Linked DNA regions of Homo sapiens: region 2 is linked to region 1. A link is a contact called in ENCODE Hi-C or POLR2A ChIA-PET data. All regions are on one chromosome and are shown on one strand. Each heading gives the region's core, a stretch centred on a gene start or an enhancer-like site at or near the end of the contact. The rest is flanking DNA. Distances are from core to core; before and after follow the strand shown. Region 1 holds the start of SSTR2 (somatostatin receptor 2). Region 2 holds the start of CDC42EP4 (CDC42 effector protein 4).

Evidence for each region. Hi-C counts contacts between places; a loop is a spot of excess contacts on that map. ChIA-PET counts read pairs that join two places held with the same protein, here RNA polymerase II (POLR2A). Pooled maps may share reads with other maps.
Region 2: a loop to region 1 is called in a pooled map, with 8 times the contacts of the local background. The contact joins the promoter of CDC42EP4 here to the promoter of SSTR2 in region 1. A Hi-C loop is called at or near these places in 1 of 37 single-sample maps with no recorded cell type and 3 of 50 pooled maps. POLR2A ChIA-PET finds 5 or more read pairs at or near these places in 4 of 52 experiments (GM12878, PC-3, PC-9 and 1 more).

The regions. Positions count from the first base shown.
Region 1 is chr17:73,163,382-73,166,615 of GRCh38, forward strand. It overlaps SSTR2 (somatostatin receptor 2), which reads left to right and starts at 1,629. Exons shown (of 2, transcript NM_001050.3): 1 at 1,629-1,907. It also overlaps the pseudogene POLR3KP2. RefSeq lists an enhancer at 754-1,003 and a silencer at 1,544-1,883.
Region 2 is chr17:73,310,546-73,313,828 of GRCh38, forward strand. It overlaps CDC42EP4 (CDC42 effector protein 4), which reads right to left and starts at 1,456. Exons shown (of 2, transcript NM_012121.5): 1 at 1,348-1,456. RefSeq lists silencers at 205-334, 345-894, 1,345-1,604, 1,675-1,834.

The sequences.
Region 1 (3,234 bases), core at 379-2,878:
CCAGTTATTATTTTTTTTAATGAAACGTAAATCTGGTATTAACAGTTTGAGAACTTTTAGGAAAGGAATTTGAGGGCAGAGTGGGCACTTCCTGGCTCTTCCTTCTTTTCCTGGAAACCAGTCAGATTACTGGTTTTAAACTGGAGGTGGCAACAGGCATTGTAGCAACTGTGTGGCCAGAGGATGCCGAGTTCCCCTGAGCACAATTCCACGATGCCCTCCTGATATTACTATTACCTCTCTGCCTCTCCCTCTTCCCACTGACGGTGAGCAGACACAGCCCTCTTCCAGTGAGCTAGCCACCCCAGCCCTTCCACTTGCATACACATGTCTAAAAGAGATGCTGGCTCCCAGATTGACTCCTGGAACTTAAGGCAATTGCAGCTCAATTTCCATCTCACCCTGAGCTCCAGGATGCCAAGATTTAAGCCCTATCATGACCAACGTCTCAGAGAGAGATGGAAACTCCTGATCCCCATCTCACAGTGGGTACCCCAAGATACAGCTTGGCCCAGATAGAAGAGAGAGCTGGCTGCTGCTGTACCTGGTGGTTGCTTTTCCATGTCACTCATCTATCTCTAAGGCTCACCCCACCTGCCACACAGCTTCTGGACTTTTACTTTTCCCTGGTGAATTGGAAATCAGATAATAGGATGGACAAATCAAGGCAGCTCAGCTCACAGAGAAAGCTAGTTGGGGTTTGCTTTCTGTTTTCACATCCTCTAAAACTGTACTGAGGATGGTGTGTGTGTGTGTGTGTGTGTGTGTGTGTGTGTATACCTATGTACTTGGAGGAGGGTGAGGAAGGGGAGGCTGCAGGATTGATTATGACTTATTAAACTATTGGAAAAGAGGCTGAATCATCACAGTCAAAAATAAACAGCTGCAACTCCATGCGACTCCCACTTCTTGCCTGCTCCCCTTTGCTCCCTCACAGCATGTAGGAGAGACTGTGCTGGGTCAGACCAGCAGGTGCTGACTGACGTGGCTACAGCAAGGGGACCACCTGTATGGCCGCTGCACCTCCAAGCTGTGGGACGCAGGGACAGCTGGGACCAGTCGACGTCCACTGGCCCTCTGATGGCTCCTAGGACTGAATCTTGGACTCCAGGTGCGGGTTTACACTCCCTGCGCTCATTGGGAACTGCATGGAGAAGCGCTATCCCCTGAGCCCTTTTTCTCCCTACTCTTAGCCTGGCCCTGCGCCCTGCGCCCGGGGCTGGCCCACGGTAAACACAGCTTTGCTAACTTGTTTGGCTAAGGAAATCACAGAGGTCCCGGTATAAGTCTGGGTCACCCCGGCCGCCACTCCAGCTGCCTAGAATATATGGGTGGAAGGGAATCGACTCTGTGAAATCAGAGGGAAAATAGCGCTTGTCCTTGCCATGAGTCTTGAGGAGACCGAAAACGCTTAACCTTTTACGCCCCCGCAGGCGGGTCCCCTCTCTCCCCGCTCCCCGGCTGTCTGTAAGCTCTGCCTGCGGCCACCCGCAGGCGTTTCAGCCGGTCTCACCCCTGTCCTTCTGCAGGACCCGGGAGGAGGGGTTGGGGGGGCGGAGCGAAGCCGCTGTGACGTAGCGGGAGGGGGGCGTGGGGAAATGTGCCGAGGGGCCCGGGCTGGCTGGGCCAGTCCCAGCGGCGCAGCCACCCATGCGCGCGCGCTCGCAAGACCACCAGCGCCCAGAGCCCCAGTCTGAGGCTTGGCGCCGGGGGTCTGCGGGCGAGGGGAGCTCTCTACGTGCGAGGGGCTAGCGGGAGCCGGCACAAGAGGGTCGAGGAGCCAGGAACCCCAAACGTCCGGCGCCAGGCGCTAGCCAAGCTGCTGCGCGCCCCGGCGCCCAGCTGGCTCGGGGACAGCCGCTGGGTGTCGGAGACCGGAGCTAGCGGATTGCAGCGGAAAAGCAAAGGTGAGGGGTGTGTGTGTGTGTGTGTGTGTGTGTGTGTGTGTGTGTGTGATAAGAGAGATGGAGGGAGCGAGAAGCGCACTTGGGCACCTGTGTGCATCTGCGCTGATGGTGGTGTGCCCATCCGAGTGCCTGAGCTTAGGTCCCGGTGCGTGATTCTCCGCTCTTGTGCCTTTTGGGGTGATTGTAGTAGGAATGAACGACAACGGGTACCCTTGCCTGAGTAAGGGGGCTGTGGGTAGAGTGTGCTGGAACGGACGTGTCCTCGCAGCCTCATGCCCGTGTGCGTGGCGTGTGCCCTTTAGCCCGAGATTTCAGGTAGCTGCGACGGGTGACAACTTCTCTCCCAGCCCCCTACAAAAGAGACCTGGCGCGAGGGGAGCGAGGCCGTGAGATGCCAGCTGGGGCTCCTGCGGGAGCGCACCCGGAGATCCGAGCCTGCCAGAGGCAGGCGGCGGGCGCAGAGCGGAGAAAGAGGGGCTTCTCTCCCTAGACGCTGAACGATCTAGGATCCGTCCCCGTCCCCCACCTCGGGACAGAAAGGACAGTTTGTCTAGGTTTGGAGAGAAAAAACCACTGCATAGGCCGTGCCCAAAAGCCGCTGGCCAAGTCCCCCAAGCGACTGTCTTCTGCGCCCCGATGTCTCTGTCCTCAGCGCCCCCCCCCCACACCCGGCACCCCTGCTGTGCGTTTCGATACTGGGCGTGCTGGCGCCACAATCTCCGCTCTTGCCTCGTCTTCCTGGAAATGGCACAGAGTTCTTTGGGAAACCCTTGCTCTGAGGATCAGCGAGTTGGATGGCCAGGAGGAGGACTTTCTGTGCCAGCCGGGAGCAACCGGCTCCGCGGTCCTGACACTCGCCCCTCCATTTCTCAACCCCGTAGGCCAGCACCGCCCCGGCTTTTCCCAGGCGCTCACGCGCCGCGGTGGCCCTCAGGGGCTTTTGTCACCCTGCCAGTGGGGGCTCTCGCTCTAGCCGCACAGAGACCAAGCCGGGTTCTGCAGGCCCTGAGGGAGGCGGGGGGTGGGAAGTGAATGCGGGAAACATGATGGGGAGAGGAGAAACTGAAGCTGAGTAGGATTTAGGACCTCCCCTGATGTCGGGTCGCCATCCCAACACTCATTTCTTGGGCTGGTAATCACAGCCCCTATGTAAAAGGGGGGCGGGGGGGGCAGGTGCGTGAGACCATTCTCACCCTCCTCTCTACAGAGCCTGGACATGGTTCAGAGGAAACCAACCACTAGCCATTTCCAGCATCTAACAATTCTTGGGCTGGAAAAACAAAGAATGCAGAAAACGAAACTTCCTTGTACATTTAATTTAACCACA
Region 2 (3,283 bases), core at 206-2,705, 150 kb after region 1:
ATGTGGGAGCCGGTCAGATTGCAAGGGGTGGGAGTCGTGGAGAGAGAGAAGTTCCAGAGGCAACGAGAAAAGAAAAGGCATTGTATTTCCCCTCCATTCTCCCAGGGAGAAAAAGAAAACTTCCAAAGCCGAGGCCGCAGTCACTGGGAAAACACAGGGAACCTGGTTTGAGTTAGCAGCGAGCACCCCTCCCCCAGTCACACACACACACACACACACACACACACACACACACACACACACACACACGCACTTCAGTCCTCTCCCAGGAAGCTGGCTCAGCCTCAGCCCCGGCTCCCGCCCAGCTCTCCAGCCCTCCCGGCCGGGGCACTCACCGGCTGACGGGATCCCCGCGGGCAGGATGGCTCCTGGGGGACGCGCCGGGGGCAGGGGGCAGTTTTGTAACCCCGGCTGGGGGCGCTCCGGAGAGGGGGCGGGGCCAGGGACGGCCGATCCGCGCGCACCCGCCCCAAGCGGGCGATTAAATCATTAACCGACCGCTCCCGCCTGCGATCCCGCTGAGCGCGCTGAGCTCGGGGCGCACTAGCCCAGGAGCGGCCGTCTCCCCGGCTCCAAGGGGGCGGGTGGCTCGACTGCCCTCCCCCCGCACCCCGCCAGGAGGCGCCTCGGCCTCCCGGGCTTCCGAGGGAGCGGGCGGGGCGGGAGCCTGGCGGGGGAGGGAAGGGTTCGCGGGGCGGGAGTAGGGGAAAGGAGGACCATTTGTTCCTTCGGCCATTCCCTTCCAGACAGCTCCTTCCCTCTGGCTTCCCGGCCGGGTGACATTGGGTGGCGTGTGCTGCAGTGTGTGTACGAGAGCGAGATGTGTACACGCCTCTGCCCGTACAGGCGGAGAATTCGGTTCTTATTCATGGAGAACTCCGGGCGCACACACGCCCCCCTCGCGGAGATCGCGGGCCGCGCGCCGCCGATTGCTGCGCTCCTGCCCACACCGACACACACCCCATTCCTGGGAAGGGGGAGGCCCTTTAAAACCGGCCCCCAACCCCCTCAGCGGCACCCTTGGCCAGGGCCGGGAGTTCCAGCGTGGAGAGAGGAAATGGAGTCCCGGCAACGCTGCGCCCGGCTCCCTGCCACCTCCTCCTCCACACATCCCGCTCTGCCAGGACACTAGGTGCGCAGCTTAGGGTCCCAGGCACCGCGGTGGGCGCGGTGAAAAGCGCGAGCGCCGAGAAGTGGGGGCTCCGCGCCCTTCTCCCCGCGCCGCGGCCTCGCATCCCCAGCTTCGATCCTCTCTGCCCCACAGGGGGACTCGAGACCCCCAAGCCCACCCAGGGCACCCAGCGCGAAGGCGGCTACCACAGACAGAGGCGGTTGCCCGTCGCCTACCTCGGTCCCCGGAGACCCGAGCTCTGGGCCGGCTGCGCTGTCCCCTTCGTGGGCTCCGCGCGGCGGAGGGGCTGGCGGCCCCTGTCAGCGCCGGCGTTTGTTTCCCTCTGGCTCTCGGGCTTTCAGGGCTGGGAGCCTCCAGGACACTCCCCTTCCAGGCTCCGCCCGCGCCCGCCCCGCGCAACCCTCCCCGCGCACCCCTCTGCGCTGATGTCACGGCGCCGCAGCAGCCAATGGCCGTCGGGAACCTCTGCCCGACTGCTCGGCCTCCTCGGTTCAAACTGAAAGCCTGAGACTTTCCCAACTCCGTATGGGGCAGCCTGGGCCCGCCCGGCTTCCGGGAGACACTCCCGCCCCAGCCTGCGCTCCGGCCGCGAACCCCCACTGGGGCCCCCAGGGCCAGGGGCGCGTCTCCCTCCGGGGGCCTGGCGCGAGGCTCTTTTGAGGCTCTTCCCCATTCGAGCCGGGGCAAGAAACCAAGAACTCCAGCCCGGGTGGCGTTCCTCGTTCCTGCTCCCTCCCGGACCTGCTAACCACCTGGCTGCAGTACTGTCGGGAGATGGGGCAGGAGGGCTGGCGCCACCAGCTTCGTGGGTGCCATCCCAGACTCTCGCTGTAAACGAGGGAGCGGGGAGGAGCCGGCCAGCCCCGAGGCCAGGCTTGGACTGGGCGTCAGAAATGTTTCTACAGGGTGACAGCCCTTGAGCTCCCCGCATCCCCGTCTGTGCCTTTGCCTCCTAAGTATCAGCTGAGGCTAAATTTGCACCAGGTGAACGTCAAGGAGGATCAACTCCTGAGTCCCAGAGCCTGAATCCAAGTCCCAGGCCTTGGACTCTATTCTTTTTAGAGGAATAGTTTCAGTTGAAATGATCATTATCAAGGTAGAATGCCAGCTGCGAAGTAGTCAACTAAAGTGGACAAGGCGCAAAGTGAAAAGTTCCCTTGCCTCTAGCTGAACCCCACCCTCGGTTTTTAAAGGAAGTGAGGGTGAAGGCCCCAGACTTTCCCCATGGCTGCGAGGTCCCTAAGCCCTCAGGAACATTCTGCTTTCTGGGGACAGCACATTTCCGTTTCCCTCTGCAGTGCGACAGCAACCAGCTCTTGAGAGCTAATGGTTTGGCCACTCCATCCTGCTGTGAAAATTAAGTTCTGGGCTGGGCGCAGTGGCTCATGCCTGTAATCCTAGCATTTTGGGAGGCCAAGGCAGGTGGGGGGTCACTTGAGGTCAGAAGTTTGAGACCAGCCTGGCCAACATGGCGAAACCCCATCTCTACCAAAAATACAAAAATTAGTCGGGCATGGTGGTGGGCGCCTGTAATCCCAGCTACCCAGGAGGCTGAGGCGGGACAATCGCTTGAACCTGGGAGGTGGAGGTTGCAGTGAGCCGAGATCGCGCTATTGCACTCTAGCCTGGGTGACAGAGGTAGACTCCATCTCAAAAAAAAAAATAAATGAATAATAAGTAAAATCAAATTCTGAACTGGACATCTGGAGGGAAAGGTAGGGTTTGGAGCCACTTGGGAGGCAGACACTGTGGATTCAAACCCTGGCGGGGTTATCATGGATGTAAACCAAAAAGTGACTAAGGCAGATCTCAATCAAATAGAGGTTTAGTTAGCCAAGGTTGAGGATCCACCGGGGAAAAATCACCTTTTTTCCAAAAAGGTTTTGGGAACTTCTGTATTTAAAAGAGAAAAAGCAAGCAGGAAAGGAAAAGAAGAGGGAGAGAGGGAGGAAAGGCATTGAGGTCACAAGCGTGTGAGGCTCTGATTTAGTGTCTGTAAGTCTACATTTTACATGTGAAAGGGAATAGAAGAAAAAGTCAATGATGCATTGTCTCCTACTCAGTACGTCTAAGGGGAGCAAAGGAAACCCTGTGTCAACAGGGTTGTGAAACTGCAGCTATCTGGGAACAAAAGGAAAGCAGCTTCTGTGG